Linked DNA regions of Homo sapiens: region 1 is linked to region 2. A link is a contact called in ENCODE Hi-C or POLR2A ChIA-PET data. All regions are on one chromosome and are shown on one strand. Each heading gives the region's core, a stretch centred on a gene start or an enhancer-like site at or near the end of the contact. The rest is flanking DNA. Distances are from core to core; before and after follow the strand shown.

Region 1 (6,477 bases), core at 1,039-3,538, 840 kb before region 2:
CAAAAGGAAAACTTGACCCAAAAACATTCTGATAAGATATCTGTGACTAGGGAAGATAGAAGAAAAAAAAACGCAGAGATATTTTACAATACAGTGTCAGGAGATTATTCTTTGCTTTCTTCTCATAGGAAATATTTACAAAAAGAAAACAAACCTTTTTAAATGTGCCATCAAATGCTTTGTCAAAAAATGATTAATTGGCCGGGTGCAGTGGCTCACGCCTGTAATCCCAGCACTTTCGGAGGCCAAGGCGGGCGTATCACCCGAGGTCGGGAGTTTGAGACCAGCCTGACCAACATGGAGAAACCCTGTCTTTACTAAAAACACAAAATTAGCCAGGCATGGTGGCACATGCCTATAATCCCAGTTACTAGGGAGGCTGAGGCAGGAGAATCGCTTAAACCTGGGAGGCGGAGGTTGCGGTGAGCCGAGATCGTGCCATTGCACTCCAGCCTGGGCAACAAGAGTGAAACTCTGTCTCAAAAAAAAAAAAAAAAAAAAAAAAAAAAAGATTAATTGGCCAGGCGAGATGGCTCACGTCTGTAATACCAGCTCTTGGGGAGGCTGATGCAGGCGGATCGCTTGAGGCTAGGAGTTTGAAACCAGCCTGGACAACATAGTGAAGCCCGGTCTCTACTAAAAATACAAAAATTAGCCAGGCGTGGGGGCGGGCGCCTATAATTCCAGCTACTTGGGCGACTGAGACAAGAGAATCATTTGATCCCATAAGGCAGAGGTTGCAGTGAGCCTAAATCACACCACTGCACCACTGCACTCCATCCGGGGTGACCGAGCAAGCCTCTGTCTCAAAAATTAAAATAAATAAATAAATAAAAATTAAAACAGGTATCAAAATCTACCCTAAAGGACAAATAGATGATAAAGTGAATTAGGGAGGGGACATTGGCATTTGGGAATGTCAGACAAAACGGGAAATTTAGTATTTTCCTGCAAGCCAGAGTTAGGCTGGAGGAATAGGGGATGAGGGGTGGACTTGAGGCCCTGCTTGGGATACATGTGAAAATTTCAGGAAAAAAGCAGTCCCCTGTGGAGTGTGAAAATAATTAAGTGGCAGGCAATTAGATTGAGGTGGCTCTAGTCCCCGGATTTCTACTTCTAAAAAAAAAATCTAAACTCAAGAGCATTTTTTGGTAAATTACTACATTAGCGGAAACAAAATTCTTGCTTAACCAAGAATAAGCTGACAATTAAGCTCTGATTACATAACCAGGATATTCCCACCTTAAATGTAAAAATTAAGAAACGAGGCTGGGCACGGTGGCTCACGCCTGTAATCCTAGCACTTTCGGAGGCCAAGGTGGGTGGATCACCTGAGGTCAGGAGTTGGAGACCAGCCTGGCCAACATGGTAAAACCCCGTCTCTACTAAAAATAAAAAAATTGTGGTGGCGGGCGCCTGTAGTCCCAGCTACTAGGGAGGCTGAGGCAGGAGAATCGCTTGAACCCAAGAGGCGGAGGTTGCAGTGAGTCGAGATCACACCACTGCACTCCAGCCTGAGCAAAAAAGTGAGACTCTGTCTCAAAAAAAAGAAAAAAAAAAAAAAAAAACGACAACCTAGATTGCTGTACCTAGCCAATTATTGAATTTGGTTTTCTTTATCATGAACCTTGTAACAATCTTTTCTTCAGGCCCCTTCCATGGACCACAAAAGTACAAACCACAGCTGGGTGTGGTACAATTTTTGAATCATTCTTTTATTAAAGTATTTAATATTTTTGCAGTGACGCCCATAAATTTTTAATGGGAAAAAAGAGGGCCTGGGAACCCCACAGACCAAAGCTCTTCCCGTTCATGAACCCGCAACCCGAGTCAGGATTCTCCCCTGACGACCCTCCCCGGGTCCCTGAACAATCTGGGAGAGACGCGGGGCTGCGGGTCCACAGCTGCCCAGAGAGGGCTCCAGGACAGGGCACAGTCACTGCGCAGGGAAGAAACAGGACTCCTGGGGGTCTGGCTGTCAGCGCAGCCGCCATCTTATTTCTGAAGGGGACTGAGGTCGAGCTGGGCGCAGATTGTGGAGCTGACTGGGGGGAGGCCTGAGTCCCGCCACAGCCGCTTCCCACCAGTTCCAACCAGCCCCCTCCCCTCTCTCGGGATGTCGGACTGGCATTCTCACCATTTCTAGGCTTCTAGGGGGTCCTGGCATCTTAGCTGTGGATCTCCAATACCTGCTGGTAACAGCGCCACAGAGGCTGGGCCTCTAGGAGCAGAGGACACAGAGCAGTGAAGACAGACCTGGGACTCCGGCGACAGCGAGAGACAAAGGCCCCGCCATATCCCGGAAGCCGCTTTGTCCAGTCCAGCTGTGTGCCTGATTGGACAGTTCCCAGCCCAACGTCCCTAGTTGGATAACGTTTAAGGCCCCGCCTACTCAGACCCTGAGTGATAGAAGATGTGATCACACCCTAGGCTGAAGAAAGAGTGACAGCCTAAGCTGCAGCCTTATCGGGCAGGGCTTCCTCCCTGAGCTGAGCCAGGCCCACCCCAGAGCATGGGAAAATTCTATATCTTTTTTGCTCTCTCTCTTTTTCAATGTATTCAAAATGTGAACAAACATATTTTATGTATATTAATAATACATATAATTTTTGTTCAAGAGAAAATCAACTTTTACTTTAGTAATAATGTATTATCAGCACTAAAGCTAATTTGATAAACCGTTATAAGTAAATCCATCAGCTGGGCGCGGTGGCTCACGCCTGTAATCCCAGCACTTTCGATGGCCAAGGCGGGCGGATCACATTAGGTCATGTGTTGGAGACCAGCCTGACTATCATGGTGAAACCTCATCTCTACTAAAAATACAAAATTAGCTGGGCGTAGTGGCACGTGCCTGTAATACCAGCTTCTCGGGAGGCTGAGGCAGGAGAACTGCTTGAACCTGGGAGGTGGAGGCTGCAGTGAGCGTGGATCGCGTCATTACACTCCAGCCTGGACAACAAGAGTAAAATTCCGTCTCAAAAAAATAAAAGAAAAAAAAATTAGCTGGGCATGGTGGCGCACGCCTATAACCCCAGCTTCTCGGGTGGCTGAGGCAGCAGAATTCCTTGAACCCGGGGGGCTGAGGTTGCAGTGAGTCAAGATCCTGCCACTGCACCCTAGCCTGGGCGACAGAGCGAGACTTTGTCTCAAAAAATAAAATAAAATAACAAAAATAAAGTCCATCAAATTTGTCTTTTTGACCATTCTAGATTTTTATACATATTTTATGATCTCTTATACTTTTTTTTATTTTTTATTTTTTGTCTAGACGAAGTCTAGCTCTGTCGCCCAAGCTGGAGTACAGTGGCGCCATCTTGGCTAACTGCAACCTCTGCCTCCTGGGTTCAAGCGATTCTCCTGCCTCAGCCTCCCGAGTAGCTGGGATTACAGGCGTGCATCACCAAACCTGGCTAATTTTTTGCATTTTTAGTAGAGACGGGGTTTCACTATGTTGCCAGGCTGGTCACGAACTCTTGGCCTCAGGTAATCCACCCGCCTCAGCCTCCCAAATTACTGGGATTACAGGCGTGAGCCATCGTGCCTGGCCATTTTTTAAATTTTTATGTTGTATTTTAATCTACATTATTTTTATATTTTCAATTTGAAACAACCTTTAAATAATTTCAAAGTAGACAAAATGTTTCTAACTTTCTTCATCAAAAGCATATTTTGCTTTTGTTTATACACTGTTTTTTTATTTCCAGGAGAGGCTTGCTCTTTCGCCCAGGCTGAAGTGCAGTGGCGCAATCTTGGCTCACTGCAACCTCCGCCTCCCAAGTTCAAGCGATTCTCCAGCCTCAGCCTCTGGAGTAGCTGGGACTACAGGTGTAAGCCATCATGCCCGGTTTATTTCTGTATTTTAAGTAGGGACTGGAATTTGCCTTGCTGTTCAGGCTGGTCTCAAACTCCTAAGCTCGAAATGATCCACCTGCCTTGGCCTCCCAAAGTGTTGGGTGTTGGGATTACAGACGTGACCCACTGCGCCTGGCCTTTGTTTATACACTCTCTATAAAAAAATTGTTTTACACCTAGAAATCTTAGTTTTTATATATATATATATATACCCTTAACAAACTAATTTTTAGTGAAACCCCTAGGAAGTAATTTTGAACTGTTTTGTATCAATATTTGTAGATAAAAAATTTTATGTTTTTTAATAAAAGACGTTTATTCAAATTTTCTGTTAAGTAACAGATCTAAATATAGTTAGCTTTTCTATATCATGTTAAAAAAAATTCTGGGCTGGGTGCAGTGGCTCACGCCTGTAGTCCCAGCACTTTGGGAGGCCGAGGTGGGTGGATCACGAGGTCAGGAGTTCAAGACCAGCCTGGCCAATATGGTGAAACCCCCATCTCCACTATTAAATACAAAAATTAGCTGGGCGTGGTGGCGCGTGCCTGTAGTCCCAGCTACTCAGAGGCTGAGGCAGGAGAATCGCTTGAACCTGACAGGAGGAGGTTGAAGTGAGCCAAGATCAGGTCACTGCACTCCAGCCTGGGTGACAGAGTGAGGCTCTGTCTCAAAAAAAAAAAAAAAAAAGATTGTGGTCACTCATGATGGCTCATGTTTATAATCCCAGCACTTTGGGAGGCCAAGAAATGAAGACTGCTTAAGCCCAGGAATTTGAGATCAGCCTGGGCAACATGGCAAAAACATGTATCTAAAAAAATACAAAAGTTAACTGAGCATGGTGGCCTGTACCTTTAGTACCAGCTGTTCAGGAGGCGGAGGGAGGAGGATTGCCTGAACCAAGGAGGTCGAGGCTGCAATGAGCCCTGATTAAGCCACTGCACTCTATTCTGGGTGACAGAGTGAGACCCTTTCTAAAAAATAAAAAATAAACCAAAAACAGCCAAAGCATAGAAAGTTAAACTTACGGGGTTTGGGATTATTTTTTGTTTATTATTATTATTATTATTTCCAAAGTTTTTAAGGTACAGAAGATGTTTGGATACATGGATAAGTTCTTTTGTAGTGATTTCTAATATTTAGGAGCACCCATCTCCCAAGCAGTGTGCACTGTACCCAATATGTAGTCTTTTATCCGTCACTCTTCTCCTACCCTTGCCACTGAGTACCCACAGTCCATTATATAATTCTTATGCCATTGCATTCTCATAGCTTAGTTCCCACTTATAAGTGAGAACATACAATATTTGTTTTTTTCATTTTTTAGTTACTTCACTTAGAATAATGTTCTTCAACTCCATTGAGGTTGCTGCAAGTGCTATTATTTTATTCCTTGTTATGATTGAGTAGCATTCATTGGTGTATATATATTATTATAAATATATTATATATTATTTATATATATTATATATATATAAAGAAAATGTGGTATATGCCACATTTTCCTTTTCCACTCATTAGTTGATGGGCATTAATTAGGCTGCTTCCATTCTTTTGCAATTGCAAATTGTGCTGCTATAAACATGCATGTGCAAGTATCTTACTCATATAATGACTTATTTTTCACCATGTAGATACCCAGTAGTGGAATTGCTGAATCAAACGGTAGTTCTACTTTTAATTTTTTAATGAATCTCCATACTGTTTTCCATAGTGTTGTACTAGTATACATTCCCACCAGCAATGTAAAAGTATTCCCTTTTCACCAAAACCATGCGAACATGCATTATTTTTGATGTTTTAATTATGGTCATTTTTGCAGGAATAAGGTGGTATCACATTGTGGTTTTGATTTGCATTTTCCTGATCATTAATCATTAGTAATGTTGAGCATTTTTATCTACGTTAGTTGGCCATTTGTATATCTTCTTTTGAGAATTAATTAAGTCTCATCTGTCTTTGTTTCATGTTGCATGTGCTTTTGGGTTCTTGGTCATCTACGCTTTGCCAAAGCCAATGTCTAGAAGAGTTTTTCCAGTATTACCTTCTACAATTTTTATAGTTTCAGGTCTTAACATTTTTGATCCATCTTGAGTTTATTTTTGTTTTGCTTAGTCTTGCTTTGTCTATGCAGGTTCTTTTTTGTTTCATATGAATTTTAGAGTTTTTTAGTTATGTGAGGAAATTATGATGTTATTTTCATAGGAATTGTATTGAATTTGTAGCTTGCTTTTGGTAATATGATTTTTACAATACTAACCCTACCCATCTATAAGCATGGGATGTGTTTTTATTTGTATGTGTCATCTATGATACCTTTCAGACATATTTTACAGTTTTTCTTGTAGAGATCTTTCATGGCCTTCATTAGGGATAATCCTAATTATTAGTATTATTTTTTTGCAGCTGCTTTAAAAGGGGTTGAGTTCTTGATTTAAATATCAGTTTGGTCACTGTTGGTGTATACCAATGCCACTAATATGTGCACATTAATTTTGTATCCTAAAACTTTACTGAATTGATCAGATCTAGATGCTTTTTTATGAGTATTTAGGGTTTCCTAATTATATGATTGTAACATCAGTGAACAGTGACAATTTGACTACCTCTTTACCAACTTGGAGG
Region 2 (6,140 bases), core at 926-3,425:
TCTGATTTAAAGTTGGATGTCTTGGCCGGGCACGGTGGCTCACTTTGGGAGGCCGAGGTGGGCAGATCACGAGGTCCGGAGATGAAGACCATCCTGGTTAACATGGTGAAACACTGTCTCTACTAAAAATACAAAAAAAATCAGCTGGGCGTGGTGGCACGCACCCATAATCCCAGCTACTGGGGAGGCAGAAGTAGGAGAATAGCTTGAACCCGGGAGGTGGAGGTTGCAGTGAGCCAAGGTCGCATTGCGCTGCTGCACTCCAGCCTGGGTAACAGAGTGAGACTCTGTCTCAAAATAAATAAATAAAAAGAAAGTTGGATGTCTTGTAAGATAATGCTGAGTAATGCAGAAATACACGTAGACATTTATGCATGTGATTTGTACTTACACAGACCCCCCCACACCACAAAATAAAACAGATAACCACAGCCTGACCATTAGGGCCAAGGTCAAATAGCAAAATAAGTTTGCCTTTAATCTGTTTTCTTCATATATAAACATTGGAGGTCAAGACTGTGGACAAGGCTGGGCTCATGCCTGTAATCCCAGCACTTTGGGAGGCTGAGGCGGGTGGATCATGAGGTCGGTAGTTCAAGACCAGCCTGGCCAAGATGGAGAAATTCTGTCTCTACTAAAAATACAAAAATTAGCTCGGCGTGGTGGTGGGCGCCTGTAATGTCAGCTACTCAGGAGACTGAGGCAGGGAATTGCTTGAACCCAAGAGGTGGAAGTTGCAGTGAGCCAAGATCGTGCCACTGCACTCCAGCCTGGGTGACAGAGCAAGTCTGTCTCAAAAAAAAAAAAAAAAGGCCGGGCGTGGTGGGTCACGTCTGTAATTCCAGCACTTTGGGAGGTGGGAGCCGGCAGATCACCGGAAGTCGGGAGTTCAAGACCAGCCTGACCAACATGGAGAAACCCTGTCTCTAATAAAAATACAAAAGATTAGCTGGGTGTGGTGGCACGTGCCTGTAATCCCAGCTACTTGGGAGGCTGAGGTAGGAGAATTGCTTGGACCTGGGAGGTGGAGGTTGTGGTGAGCCGCGATCCTGCCATTGCACTTCACTGCACTCCAGCCTGGGCAATAAGAGTGAAAGTCTGTCTCAAAAAAGACTGGACAGATATGAAGACATAGAGTTTACTTCTCCTGTCACCCCATCACTTGTTGTTCACTGTTTAATCTGGAAGGAAGGTGGTCAACAGGTGGCCAGCAGTGGTCTATGTGTGGTTATTTTATTCTTGCTGCCTTCTGCTCTTTTATGGCCACTATCTGTTCCACCCTGGGAACTGAAGAGATGTTGGTAGGAAGAGGCTTTCCCCCACCTCTGATGTCCAGGCCCTTCACTCAGCTGACATCGCAGCTGCACTTCAATATGGCAGCTATTGGCCACGTGTGGCTCCTGGGTGCCTGGAATGTCGCTGGTCTAAACTGCGATGTGCTGGAATGGTAAAATACAGAGTGAGTTTCAAAGATTTAGTGATATATATATATATATATATATATATATATATATATATGTATATATATATACACACACACATATATATACATATATACACACATACATATATACATATATACACACATATATACATATATACATACATATACATGTATATACATATATAATTATTGCTCACATATTAAACTGATAATATTTTGGATATATTGGGTAAGTTAAATTGTTACAATCAACTCCACCTTTTTCTTGTTTCTTTTTAAAGTTGGCTACTAGAAAATTCAAAATTCACATGTGGCTTATATTTTATTTCAGAGGATTGCCTTTTTAAAAAAGTCTCAGGCTGCTTGCTCAAATGCCAGAAGCCAGGAAGATCATAAAAACTGAAATTTTAAAATTATTGTTATTATATATTTTTCATTTGTGAATAGCCGTATAGTATGTTATTTATAAATACATGAAACCTCATACACGAGGTCAAATGCAAATACCCTCCGGGGTGGGCTAAGCTCAGGGAGGAAGCCCTGCCTGAAAACGCTGCAGCTTAGGCTGTCACTCTTTCTTCATTCAGTCCAGCGTTTGGTCAGGTCTTCTGTCACTTAAGGCCTGAAGGGGCTGGGCCTTAGACGTTTTCCAATCAGGGACCCTGAGCTGGGGACCGTCCAATCAGGCACGCAACTGGAGCGGACAGGGCGGCTTCCGGGATTTGGCGGGGCCTTTGTCTCTCGCTGCAGCTGGAGCGCTTGGTCTCGTCTTCCCTGCTTTGTGTCCCCTGCTCTTAGAGGCCCAGCCTCTGTGGCCCTCTGACCTGCAAGCATTGGGAGATCCACAGCTAAGACGCCAGGGCCTCCCCTGGAAGCCTAGAAATGGTGAGAGTGGCGGCTCCGACATCCGGAGAGAGAGGGAGGGGCTGGTTGAAACCTGTGGGAAGTGGCTGTGGCGGACTCGGGCCTCCCCGCAGTCATCTCCACAAACTGCGCCCTGAGTTCTCCTTGCCCAGCTGGGCCTCAGTCCCCTTCAGCCATAAGATGGCGGCTTCGCTGACAGCCGGCCCCCGGGCGTCTTGTCTCTTCCCCGCCCAGTGACTGTGCCCTGACCTGGAGCCCTCTCTGGGCAGCTCTGCTCCCGCAGCGCAGCGTCTCTCCCAGATTGTGCAGGGACCAAGGGAGGGTAGTCAGGGGAGAATCCTGACTCGGGGAGCGGGTTCATGAATGGGAAGGGCTTTAGTCCGCTGCGTTTCCAGTTCATCTTTCCCCCTATTAAAAATTTATGGCAGGCCGGGCGCTTTGGTTCACGCCTGTAATCCCAGCACTTCGAGAGGCCGAGGCGGGCGGATCACCCGAGGCCAGGAGTTCGAGACCAGCCTGGCCAACATGGCGAAACCCCATCTCTACTAAAAATATAAAAATTAGTCTGGCACAGTGGCCTGCGCCTATAATGCTAGCACTTTGGGAGGCCGAGGTGGGCGGATTACGAGGTCAGGAGTTCGAGACCAGCCTGACCAACATGGTGAAACCCCCGTTTCTACTAGAAATACAAAAAATTAGCCGGGCGTGGTGGCGCGGTCCTGTAATCCCAGCTACTCAGGAGGCTGACGCAGAAAAATCGCTTGAACCCGGGAGGCGGAGGTTGCAGTGAGGCGAGCTGACGCCATTTGCTGTCCAGCTTGGGTGACAGAGCTTGACTCTGTCTCAAAAAAAAAAAGCCGGGCATAGTGGCGCATGCTTGTAATCCCAGCCACTCGGGAGGCTGAGGCGGGACAATCGCTTGAACCTGGGAGGAGGTTGCAGTGAGCCAAGATCGCGCCACTGCACTCCAGCCTGGGCGACAGAGTAAGAAGACTCTGTCTAGAAAAAAAAAAAAAAAAGGCAGTCTCTGCAAAAATATTAAATAATTTAATCAAAGAGTGGTTCAAAAATTTTAGAGCACCCCTATGGGTTGTAGTTTTTGGTTTATAAGAGGGGCTTGAAGGACTTTGATAAGGTGCATGATGCAAAAATCCCAAATTCAATAATTGGTTAGGTACAGTTATATTCTTTCTGTCTTCCTGTCTTTGTTTGTTTGTTTCTCTCCTCTTTTCTTCTTCTTAGTTTTTTTTGTTTGTTTGTTTGTTTTGTTTTTTTGAGACGGAGTCCTGCACTGACGCCCAAGCTGGAGTGCAGTGGCACGATCTGCAACCTCCACCTCCCGGGTTCAAGTGATTCTCCTGCCTCAGCCTCCCAAGTAGCTGGAATTACAGGCGCCCACCACCATGCCCGGCTAATTTTTGTATTTTTAGTAGAGACAGAGTTTCAGTATGTTGGCCAGGCTGGTCTCGACCTTTTGACCTCAGGTGATCCACCGGCCTCAGCCTCCCTAAGTGGTAGGATTACAGGCATGAGTCAGTGCTCCCTGCCTCAGTTTCTTATTTTCCACCTTGAACGTACAAATTTCCTGGTTGTGTAATTGGAGCTTAATTGACAGTTTATAGTCGGTTAAGCCTGAATTTTGTTTCCTCTAATGTAGTAATTTACAAAAAAAAAAAAAATGCATTTGAGTTAGATTTTTTTTCAAAGCAAGAATCCAGGGCCTAGATTTCCACCTCAGACTAATTGCCTGGCACTTAACTATTTTCACACTCCACAGAGGACTGATTTTCCCCGCATTTTTTACGTGTGTTCCAAGCAGGGTCTCCCGTGTATCCCCCAGTTCTCCTTACCTCCAGCCTAACTCTGGCTTGAAGTAAAAATACATACTAAATTTCCAGTTCTGACAATCTCGAGAACTGAAAATTTAGTACTTTACTTCAAGGAACTGTCAACTTTCTTTCCCTAATTCACATTATGAACTATTTGTCCTTTAGTGTATATTTTTCATACTGTATTTTAATTATTTACTGACAACACATTGAAAACATTTTAAAAATTTGTTTTCTGTTTTTAAATATTTTCCATGAGAAGAAAGCAAAGAGTAATCCCCTGACACTGTATTTTAAAAAATATCTGTGCCTCTTTTTCTTTTATCTTCCCTAAGCACAGAGATCATAATGCTTTGGGGGTCAGTGTTTTTTGTAAACTTTATGGGGTGATGTGTCCTCAGCTACCCTTTAGTTTTTTCCTGGTCCTGTACTATCTGAATAAACCAAGATACCCACCATGTCTATCTGCTAGAGTTAATATCAGCTCTTGGGTCATTTTCTCTTATAGAACAAGCTGAGGTATGGAGTGTAGCCTCTCAAGAAGAAGGTGAATGCCCTGGGGCTTAGAGGGATCTCCTGGTGTATTCTTCCTTTGAAAAGCTAACCCTTTGAGACATTAAGATTGTTTTTATCCAAGCCATTTTCCATTTCTTGGAGACATATTGCTGGTCAGCGATCAGACGCTGGTATTGAGGGGAAAACAGAAATAATTTCTGCCAGCTGGATTCTCCAAGATTTGTGAAAAAAAATTGTATCCCCAAAGACAGATAAAAACCTCATCTCAGTGAGCTAGTACAAGAACTTGCCAAGTAAAATGCACTTGGGGCACTCATTGGGGCGTAATGCAGTGTCTCCTGAGAAGGTGGTCATTGGACACTTAAGTGAGCAGGATGGGGTGGGAAAATCTCTCCAGGGATTGGATGGCCTGACTTGACGAATGAGTCAGACACATCTGTTTTCTAATCAGCACTGCCACTCCTTTGTTTTGTCACCTTGAAAAGATTTGTTCACTTATATTGACTCTTTTAAACTGTAAATTGTATTTTATTAGTAGAGCTTGAAAGGTGAGAAAATATTTACAAAAACATAAAATAGACAGGTTTCAAAAAATACCTACTCATATATTCCATTGTTAAAAATTCTCATTTACTTTTTTTTCCCCACTGTGAGTTTAGAAATTTTCTCAGGTACATTTTTTATTTTTTGAAATGGAGTCTCACTCATTTTGTTGCCAAGGCTGGAGTGCAGTGGCATGTTCTCAGCTCACTGCAGCCTCTGACTACCAGGTTCAAGCGATTCTCCTTCCTCAGCCTCCTGAGTAGCTGGGATTACAGGTGCACACCACCATGCCCAGCTAATTTTTGTATTTTTAGTAGACACGGGGTTTCGCCATGTTGGCCAGGCTGGTCTTGAACTCCTGACCTCAGGTGATCCGCCCACCTCGGCCTCCCAAAGTGCTGGGATTACAGGCGTGAGTCACCGTGCCCAGCCTTCTCAGGTGTGTTTTTTTGCCTGAGTGTTTTCAAACACAATTTCAAGCATTAGCTTTTAGAGAGCTATCAAGGAAAAGAATAAGGAAAATTTCTCTTCCATTTTGGCTGTAGAAAATGAATACATGTTCACAAGAAAATGTGGTAGATAATTGCTGAGTTACATAGATTGATAAAAACATCAGTTCCTCTTATTGCAGGGTAAATTTCTGAGAGTGAATATCTCTGTTCTATATCCTGTAATCTTGATGTATGAGTTTAATGCTAATTCTTTTTTTTTTTTCCCCTGAGACAGAGTCTTGCTCTGTCGCCCAGGCTGGAGTGCAATGGTGCGATCTTGGCTCACTGCAACCTCCGACTCCGGGTTTAAGCAATTCTCCTCTCTCAGCCTCCAGCGTACCTGGGATTACAGGTGCATGCCACCACGCCCAGCTAATTTTTGTATTTTTAGTAGAGACAGTGTTTCACCAGGTTGGCCAGGCTGTTCTTGAACTCCTGACCTCGTGATCTGCC

Evidence for each region. Hi-C counts contacts between places; a loop is a spot of excess contacts on that map. ChIA-PET counts read pairs that join two places held with the same protein, here RNA polymerase II (POLR2A). Pooled maps may share reads with other maps.
Region 1: a loop to region 2 is called in a pooled map, with 20 times the contacts of the local background. The contact joins the promoter of ZNF254 here to the promoter of ZNF724 in region 2. A Hi-C loop is called at or near these places in 2 of 37 single-sample maps with no recorded cell type and 12 of 50 pooled maps. POLR2A ChIA-PET finds 5 or more read pairs at or near these places in 7 of 52 experiments (B cell, CD4-positive, alpha-beta memory T cell, WTC11 and 3 more).

Annotation. Positions count from the first base shown.
Region 1 is chr19:24,082,998-24,089,474 of GRCh38, reverse strand. It overlaps ZNF254 (zinc finger protein 254), which reads right to left and starts at 2,288. Exons shown (of 4, transcript NM_203282.4): 1 at 2,138-2,288. The coding sequence starts at 2,167. RefSeq lists enhancers at 1,913-2,002, 2,063-2,112, 2,163-2,242.
Region 2 is chr19:23,246,429-23,252,568 of GRCh38, reverse strand. It overlaps ZNF724 (zinc finger protein 724), which reads left to right and starts at 2,175. Exons shown (of 4, transcript NM_001355404.2): 1 at 2,175-2,329. The coding sequence starts at 2,327. RefSeq lists a silencer at 2,075-2,134 and an enhancer at 2,265-2,554.